2 separate regions of the Homo sapiens genome follow, and region 2 is linked to region 1. A link is a contact called in ENCODE Hi-C or POLR2A ChIA-PET data. All regions are on one chromosome and are shown on one strand. The core of a region is the stretch at or near the end of the contact, and the rest is flanking DNA. Distances in the headings are between cores, read along the strand shown. Region 1 holds the start of CAST (calpastatin). Region 2 overlaps CAST (calpastatin).

Region 1 (2,775 bases), core at 1-2,500:
CCTTCTGGCCGGCTGTAGTGGCTCACGCCTGTAATCCTAGCACTTTGGGAGGCAGCACTGGGCAGATCACTTGAGGTCAGGTGTTGTTCGAGACCAGTCTGACCAACGTGGTGAAACCCCGTCTCTACCATTAAAAAAAAAAAAAAAAAAAAAAAGCTGGGTGTGACAACGCGCCTGTAGTCCCAAGTACTTAGGAGACTGAGGCAGGAGAATCGCTTGAACCTGGGAGGCGGAGATTGCAGCGAGCAGAGATCGCGCCACTGCACTCCAGACAGAGCGAAACTGCCTCTCCAGAAAAAAAAAAAAAAAAAAAAAAAAGGCTCTGCCTTCTCTCTCTTCAACTGTCTAAACCCCAACGCTGCAGAAAGCGGTGACCCCAAGTCCCAGAATGATGATGCTACTGCAGGGTAACAAACAGGTTTTCTGTCAGGCCTGATTGTGAACCAGCAGCAACTGCAGGCTGACAGTTTCTCACATAAGCACGTAGGGCTTGTTAAATTTCACTTCCAGCCCCAAACCAGGAAGCGCTGTTTAAGATGAGCCCAAGAAGAAAGCAATCTAGCTTCAGAAACAAAACTCGCCAGACTCTAGAAAGACTATAAGGGTTTAAATTTGGGACTGTTCTCCGTTTTGCATTGGAACCTATGTTCTCCTCCCCATAAAAGTTTATTAAAATTCGAAACTGCCAAAAAACAAAGTAAAATCATATAAAACATACACAGGCGCGTGCACGCACGCACACACACACAGACCAATTTGTTTTTGTGATCCGCTTCCTTATCTAGACTGTCCAGGCTTGGGCCAGATTTGAGTTGGTAAACTCTCGCAGCTAAAGCGGAGCAGAATGTAGAAAGAGTATCTACTTCTCCGGATTGTTGGGAGGAGGGTCGAAGCGTAGACTGGCCACGCCCGGGTCCCGCTCTCTCGTTGCACAACTGCAAGCTAGATCTGGGCATCGAAGGAGGAACGCTGCAACCTCCAACCCCTTCTTTCTGACCAACCGGGACCAGAGCAGTGCTGGGGCCGGGGCGGGTCACCGGGTGAGGACCGGGGCGGAGGGTGTTAAGTTACAGGGCAGGAGCCCGGGTCCCTCCGCGGGCAGGAAGGGGAGGGCCCATCGGGGCTAGGGGAACCCCGGCGCAGACCTGGGGTGGGGTCGGAAAAGCTGTTTCATCGCCCGCTCCCGGGCCCTCCGCTCCCTCCCTCCCTCCCTCTCTCCCTGGCAGGACTCCCCGCCAGGCCTCCCCGCCACTCTCCGCGGCGCATTCCGGGAGGCAGCGGCCGCAGCGGCCTCGCCATGTCCCAGCCCGGCCAGAAGCCCGCCGCCTCCCCGCGGCCCCGGCGAGCAGCCGCCGCCCGCCGCACCCATGAGGTGAGTGGCGCTCCTGTCGGCGTCGCGGGGCTGGGCGATGGGGTACCGGGTCCCGGAGCTGTGGCCGCCCTCCCTGGGCGTTGCCAGGCTGGCGGGTCTGCAGTCCCCGGCGCCCCCGCGGGGCAGGGAGAGGGCTAGGGGCTTGGCCGCTGCCAGGCAGGTGGCTGCAGGTGGCTTCGGTTCCCCGGCCGGGTCCAGTGCGCTGGGCGTGGCGTTGGCCGGGTAGAGTGGAGGGGGGGACGCGTCAAGAAAAGTTGGCTGGTAAGACGTGGGTGAATGAGGATGAGGATGAACGGGGAATGAGGTTCACTCAGGACCCCCGAGTGAGTGGGGTGGTTTCACTGGACAGCGGGATGTAGTCTTCCGCGCTAAGGCCGGGCCGCAGGGCGTGGCTGCCTGGAGACGCAGAGCCTCTTCCCTAACCAGCCTCGAGCCAAATTGGGCGGGCGAGGAGGGGCGGGGCCTGCGCCGGGCCCCACCCCCAGGGTTCTGCCCACCTGGCAGCCGCCTTGGGATGTGCGGAGCTCAGTGCCAGCCCGGTCCCGGCCAAGCGGAGTGTGAGCCCGGCGCCTCCAACGCAACACCCCGCGCCCTCGCCGGCTCCCCCGCCGTGCGGATCGGAGCCAGCCGGTTGTTGCCATGGCATTCGCCAGCTGGTGGTACAAGACGGTAAATAGGAGCGGTTGTGCCTGGGCAGGACCCGGAAGGGAGTGTGTTGGAAGGGAGTGTGTTTGCTTTGCCCTTCTGGGCGTGCGGATGAAGCGTTGTCCGGGGTTTGGCGGGGAAGGGGTGCGGACCGGGTGCGACCTCCTCGCAGACCTTCAGGTTAGGCTCGGGGAGAGGCAGGGGACTCACCCTCTTGTGGTATGTATGAGCGCGCCCGAGCGTGCGCGGCGCATGCACCTCTCTCGCCCCGATGTCAAGCACTATGCTCTGCTGGCGCTCACAAGTGGGATGGAACTGGAATTGTTGCTGGAGGAATTCTGTCTAGGAGGTGGATTCCTGAATGCACTAGGACGCAGCTCGCAAGAGCTTTGATCTAGAGTTCTTTTTTAACCCCTAAGTAAAGTTCAAAACTTTTAGAGGGCGATTGTTGGACGTACATTCGCCGACGCAAAGGAGAGGCAGCTGCAATGTGAGGCAAGGAGAAAATCCCAAACATCAAGGGGCAGAAGCAACTGAGATCTGAGACCAAGACCCTTGGAGAGAGCGGTGGAGGGGTGGAGGAAAGAAAGCGAGAAAGTGAGAGAGGGAGGGAGAGAGAGACAGCGCGCACAAAAGCGAGCTTCTCTGCACTTTATTACTTTGGATGAGGGACAAGAACATTCCATTTGTTTGGTGCATTGAATGTTTGTCCTGCCAATTAGGTGTAATATCCAGTCAAGCTGGCACTTCTAGTGTTT
Region 2 (6,432 bases), core at 2,513-5,012, 72 kb after region 1:
CCAAATTGTAACTTCTCTTGAAAAATCAGACTATCTAGTAAGAGTGAGCTCACGTGGCAACAATTGACTAGAGCCATTACACCTGGTATGTGTGCTCCAGTTTACCACAATCCTTACCTAGCCTGATTGACCTACGCAAGTTACCTGCGTGAACGTTTTAGGCTCTTGAGTCCAGCTTTATGTGGTGCTTAGCACTGCACCATGTACAATAGAAGTGAGCAAACATTCCCTTATGGTGTCCGTGAGGGTGAACTGGCAGATGTTAGTGACATTTGAAACTCATGATCTTGATAATAGCCATGCAGAGATACTTAGCTCTGTCAACCTTTTATCCTCACTGTCTTAGACTAAACCACAAGACATGATTTCTGCTGGTGGAGAGAGTGTTGCTGGTATCACTGCAATATCTGGCAAGCCGGGTGACAAGGTGAGCACACACAAGCAGACGGAAACGTGGGCCTCTGTGCTTCTCAAGTTTCTTTTATGAGAAACGTATGCTCAAATAACCTATCATCTGGCAAAACTGAACACTGCTTATATGTAAAATTTTGTGAAGAGCATGCATTTAAGGGATAGAGAGTGAACAAGATACCAAAAATAATTTGTAAATTTATATATTCAATAACTGCTTACTGAGTACATGCCATATATAACGTACTGATATCAATACCAAGGACATTAAAATGTGAGTTGACTCAGACTCTCCCTTCCAAATGTATAGATATGAAATAAAGCAAATACAATTTCCAGGAGCATTTGAATCGGCTTTTTCAGCTTTCAATGCTGATGCCAGCTGTCTTGATACTAGTGTATCACAACTATGACATCAACATGAATGGATATGAGAAGTTTTCAAAGGAAATATTTCAAGTCCTCTCAGGATGAAGTAGATGTGTTGAGCTGGGTGATTGTGGGCATAACTTCCTTAGATTTTTTGAAGAGCTGCTTCCAATACTTGCCCAGGAATATAAGATGAGAAGTTATCTACCTTTTCTACCCATAGCAATATAGAATTTTTTTTTTTACCTTATCCTTTAAGGTTTTTTTTTTTTTTTTTGCATTTATTTATTTATTTATTTTCATTATACTTTAAGTTTTAGGGTACATGTGCACATTGTGCAGGTTAGTTACATATGTATACATGTGCCATGCTGGTGCGCTGCACCCACTAACTCGTCATCTAGCATTAGGTATATCTCCCAATGCTATCCCTCCCCCCTCTCCCCACCCCTCCACAGTCCCCCGAGTGTGATATTCCCCTTCCTGTGTCCATGTGATCTCATTGTTCAATTCCCACGTATGAGTGAGAATATGCGGTGTTTGGTTTTTCGTTCTTGCGATAGTTTACTGAGAATGATGATTTCCAATTTCATCCATGTCCCTACAAAGGACATGAACTCATCATTTTTTATGGCTGCATAGTATTCCATGGTGTATATGTGCCACATTTTCTTAATCCACTCTGTCATTGTTGGACATTTGGGTTGGTTCGAAGTCTTTGCTATTGTGAATAATGCCGCAGTAAACATACTTGTGCATGTGTCTTTATAGCAGCATGATTTATAGTCCTTTTGGTATATACCCAGTAATGGGATGGCTAGGTCAAATGGTATTTCTAGTTCTAGATCCCTGAGGAATCGCCACACTGACTTCCACAAGGGTTGAACTAGTTTACAGTCCCACCAACAGTGTAAAAGTGTTCCTATTTCTCCACATCCTCTCCAGCACCTGTTGTTTCCTGACTTTTGAATGATTGCCATTCTAACTGGTGTGAGATGGTATCTCATTGTGGTTTTGATTTGCATTTCTCTGATGGCCAGTGATGATGAGCATTTTTTCATGTGTCTTTTGGCTGCATAAATGTCTTCTTTTGAGAAGTGTCTGTTCATGTCCTTCGCCCACTTTTTGATGGGGTTGTTTGTTTTTTTCTTGTAAATTTGTTTGAGTTCATTGTAGATTCTGGATATTAGCCCTTTGTCAGATGAGTAGGTTGCGAAAATTTTCTCCCATTTTGTAGGTTGCCTGTTCACTCTGATGGTAGTTTCTTTTGCTGTGCAGAAGCTCTTTAGTTTAATTAGATCCCATTTGTCAATTTTGGCTTTTGTTGCCATTGCTTTTGGTGTTTTGGACATGAAGTCCTTGCCCATGCCTATGTCCTGAATGGTAATGCCTAGGTTTTCTTCTAGGGTTTTTATGGTTTTAGGTCTAACGTCTGATCTTTGACAAACCTGAGAAAAACAAGCAATGGGGAAAGGATTCCCTATTTAATAAATGGTGCTGGGAAAACTGGCTAGCCATATGTAGAAAGCTGAAACTGGATCCCTTCCTTACACCTTATACAAAAATCAATTCAAGATGGATTAAAGACTTAAACGTTAGACCTAAAAGCAATATAGAATTAGTAATCAGTTTGGAGAGCATGTAATCAATTTGAAGCCACAAGTAAGCAAGTGAAGGAACAATGAGAAGATGGGAATGAAAAATGTAAAAGTAATATAGATTTATCTATACTTTTGCTTCTGTAAATGGGACAGATATCCTGCTACAGCTAAATGGTAAAGAAGGTCATAGGGAAAATGAGTTTTAGGGTAAAAGTATGGCACATCTCCCTGAAACATCATTTTTTTCCTTCTGGGATTTTGGGAGAAAAGGCACATTATTTTATCCAAATTAATACAGGTCTCCTATGGAGCAAAGGCAACATTTACAAAAACTTTTAAATGAAAATATCAAACTTAAAATTGTTTTTTCTTGCAATAGATCACTTGTATACTACCTTGAGACTCATAGCCTCACTCCAGGAAGACACAGCACTCTCTTGCACCAATGAGGAATGCTTACATGAAATGGTTTGAAAATGGATACATTTAAGGCAGAAGATTAGATACGTTAAAATAGATTTTTAAATGTAATCAATGTTTTCAGTTTGGAAATGGATAGATTTAAGGCAGAGGATTAGGCCCGCTAAAATAGATTTTTAAATGTAATCAAAATTTACAGTTTTGAGCTAAATGTAAATTAACCAGTGTTATAAGTGAAAACTAAACAATAAAATTAGGAGAGGCTTATGTGGAAGTCTGCCGTGCATTGACTTGTGCTGGAACTTGCAGCAAGTCATTTTACTTTACGTTGCCTCTGATTCTTCTCCCATTAAATAGGATTTAATGACTTGCCTTCTTATTTTAGTACATAGCATGTTTAAAGTACCATAAGGCAGGCAGATCACCTGAGGTCAGGAGCTCAAGACCAGCCTGACCAACATGGAGAAACCCCGTCTCTACTAAAAATAAAAAATTAGCTGGGCATGGTGGCACAGGCCTGTAATCCCAGCTACTCAAGAGGCTGAGGCAGGAGAATTGCTTGAACCCGGGAGGCAGAGGTTGCGGTGAGCCAAGATCGCACCGTTGCACTCCAGCCTGGGCAACAAGAGTGAAACACTGTCTCAAAAAAATAAAATAAAAAACTAAATAAGGTACCATGGTTGGTTCTGCAGGATGCACTAGCTATAGGCTGGCCTGTCTAGGGGGTGGGGAAAAGACAATGTACCTGGGGCTGTATTTCAATCAGATGAAGAAAGGCCCCCACAAGGTGTTATTTGGTGAGGAATGAAGGGATTCTATCTAATTCAGGGAATCCACAAGAGCTTTGGAAGAGTAGATCCAAGTTCAGTTAGGCATGGAAGGATAGCTGGGATTGCAGGTGTTGAAAAGTGTAAGATGTGTTCTGGGCACAAAGTACATTCCAACGTGGGTGAAGCACAGAGGAAGTGAATGGTGGGGCTGTAAGACCAGAAAGACAGGTTGAGCACTGCTGTGGAGAACCCTAAGGTGAATTTGTACATGTGGTGATTCAGCTGACAGCGGGTAGCCTTTGAGAACCTGAGAGAACAGATGGGGTGATGCAATTGAATCCGAGCTGCAGAAGGATTAAGGGACTGCAGTTAGGTGGATGGGATAGAGATAGGAAGGTAGAAGGTTGGTCAGGGACTGTTTCAGTAGTCCTGATGAGTCATATTTTAGCCTAAATTAGAGCTGTGATAGAATAAGAAAGTGGGGAGTTATCCAAGATGAATTGCAGAGCAAAAATCTTCAGGTTTTAGGAAATGATTGACAGAAGTGGGCAAAGACAAAGTAAAATCTAAGATAACCTGGTGCTTCTGAGTCTGATTGCAGGAGGTTGGTAGCCACACGGTAAGGGAAAGGAGGCCCCTAAGGTGCTCATTGTCAGGTTTGTGCAAGTGCAGAGTTGGCACCTGAGAATGAGTGCCTTTTTAAATTGTGAGCTGGGCACCTTGCAGTCCAGTCCCTAAGTTCCCTGGGTACCATTGGCAGGAGTACAGATAGATGTCAGAGGAACTGAGGAGGAAAGAGGTGTCTCTAATTTTGGACAAGCTGAATTTAAGTGTTTGAAGTGTCCAAAGAAATATGTCTAGCAAGACAATTAAAATACTGTTTTCTAATAGAAAAGAATGAAGTAGGAGGAAAGGGAGAGGAAGAGAAAGAGTGGATGGAATAGAAAGATAGTGGGGAGAGAGGGAGGGGAAGAGAGACATTGAGAAGGAAGAGGAAGGTGGGGGAGAGAACATGAGTGAATATCTGCATGAGGTAGTGGCTGAATCATGGAAGTGGTTTCAATTATCCAGACTCAGGCTCACACCCTAGTGGCCCCCACAGTGTTTCTAGCATTGCAATTGTAACAGTCACTTATTTAGCACTTACAATTACATAGCAAGTACTTACATAGTGCTGAGCATGTGCCAAACAATGGTTTTCATACTTCGTATAGATTCACTTATCTAATATCTCCAAGGAGAAGTGACTTGCTAAAGCCTCAAGCAGCCATGCATGTCTCAACTGTTATGCAAACCTTGGCAGTCAGAGCCTGTGCTCTTCCTGTGCTTTGTTCCCTGAGTTTGGATACCTTCAAATGGGAAATGGTCCCCTTTTATCTTAAACCCAACAACTTCACCCATTTAGTTTCTGCCAGTCTCTGAAAGCATTTGCCTCTGGCCATAGAGAATGATTTTGGATAAGACCACCAGCACAGGGCAGAAATGTGCAGAGTGTATACAGTGGGGACCAAAGTAAAAGAGATGCCAGAGGTAATGGAGAACAAAGGGCATAGATGCCACAATAGGATCAGAATGGTGCCGAAAGGTGGCAATGGGGAGGGAGAGATGCTCCAAGGGTCAAATTTCAGAGATTACATCTGGATAAAAGCATGGAAACTGCAGATTGAAAAGTTGTTTGCAGTCTTTGATAGAGCAATGGAAGCAATGATGAGCGATCAACTCATTTTAAGGAAAGAGGAGGTGTTGAGATGCCGAAGTGAGGGATATGGAAGTCTTGATGTGTGGGGGCAAAGAGCCAGAGAGCAAAGCCAGAAGTGGCAGCCTATAGAAAGAATTCATGGATGTTGTAAAAACTGGCTGTGGGCCCTGGAGAAGAACAGCGAGGAAAGAAACAGTCTTGGATTCAAATCTTCATTCTGTCCCTTACTGTGTAACCTGAGGAAAGTGGCCTAATCTGAGCCTTGCTTTGCCCATCACTAAATGAGACTAATATAATTAAAGCCCTTCTGAAAAAGGATATAAAACACACAGCACAGTTTCTGCTGTAGAGCGGATGTTCAGTGTATGATCAATGCTTGTTAATATAATGAATTTATTTTAAAATTTGTAATAGTATTGAGTTTTATTAAGGTATGTGAGGAGTTGTTAATTTCTCAATTCTCACCAGAAAAAAGAAAAGAAATCATTAACCCCAGCTGTGCCAGTTGAATCTAAACCGGATAAACCATCGGGAAAGGTATGAAGACAACAGTGTCCTTCTACATGAGACAGTTACTCATATGCTCTGTATTTATCATAATCTGATTTCTTGTGGGCAAATAATATGAGGGGGGTAATTTAAAGGACCATTTTAATGAATTATTGTTTCAAGCTAATATTGAAAGTGTGGGTTGGAAGTATGGTTTTCACACTCATGTTTGTAACACTTGCTATTATAACCCCTTTTTTAAAAAAAAACAAACAAACTCCAGTTTCATCCCATGGAGTTTACATTCCAGTTTCTCTCCTGCAAATACACTTTATTTAACCAGAGGTATTACTAAAGAAGTAAGGTACTTCTTTTTTTCTGAAATTCCTAAAAGAATCAGTGTAAGCCTAACAGCCTTCAGATTGTATTTCACATATCCATGATCAGGAGAGTCCTAAAATTGTCATGGGAATATGGTAGTTGCAAAAAAAAAAGACAATTTAAATAATTATTTTTCATCTAAATCAAATAATACAAGGTCCTTTCCTAGATTGTTGTTTTCTCCTTTCAATGCAGGTTATTGTTCATAACGAGTCATCAACATAAAAAATAGATAGAAGCACTCTTATTTATTATTATATTAGTCCATGTTTACACTGTTATAAAGAACTTC

What was found. A loop is a pair of places that touch in the nucleus more often than their neighbours do. ChIA-PET counts read pairs that join two places held with the same protein, here RNA polymerase II (POLR2A). Pooled maps may share reads with other maps.
Region 2: a map of PC-9 shows a loop between it and region 1 (2.3-fold over the local background). The contact joins the enhancer-like site here to the promoter of CAST in region 1. A Hi-C loop is called at or near these places in 13 of 168 maps with a recorded cell type or tissue (Caco-2, DLD1, MCF 10A and 9 more) and 17 of 50 pooled maps. POLR2A ChIA-PET finds 5 or more read pairs at or near these places in 8 of 52 experiments (CD4-positive, alpha-beta memory T cell, HCT116, MCF 10A and 4 more).

What each region holds. Positions count from the first base shown.
Region 1 is chr5:96,661,126-96,663,900 of GRCh38, forward strand. It overlaps CAST (calpastatin), which reads left to right and starts at 1,251. Exons shown (of 32, transcript NM_001750.7): 1 at 1,251-1,372. The coding sequence starts at 1,298. RefSeq lists an enhancer at 904-1,405 and silencers at 968-1,557, 1,748-2,027.
Region 2 is chr5:96,730,434-96,736,865 of GRCh38, forward strand. CAST (calpastatin) reads left to right here. Exons shown (of 32, transcript NM_001750.7): 9 at 347-427; 10 at 5,739-5,807. Among named protein-coding and RNA genes, the nearest start is that of CAST, 71 kb to the left of the region's middle. RefSeq lists an enhancer at 3,591-4,123. Within about 2 kb of position 3,763, at least 3 of the 41 ENCODE cell types and tissues checked have a DNase peak (open chromatin) inside an H3K27ac peak, as active enhancers do; they include PC-9 and gastrocnemius medialis, where a contact is called at or near this core.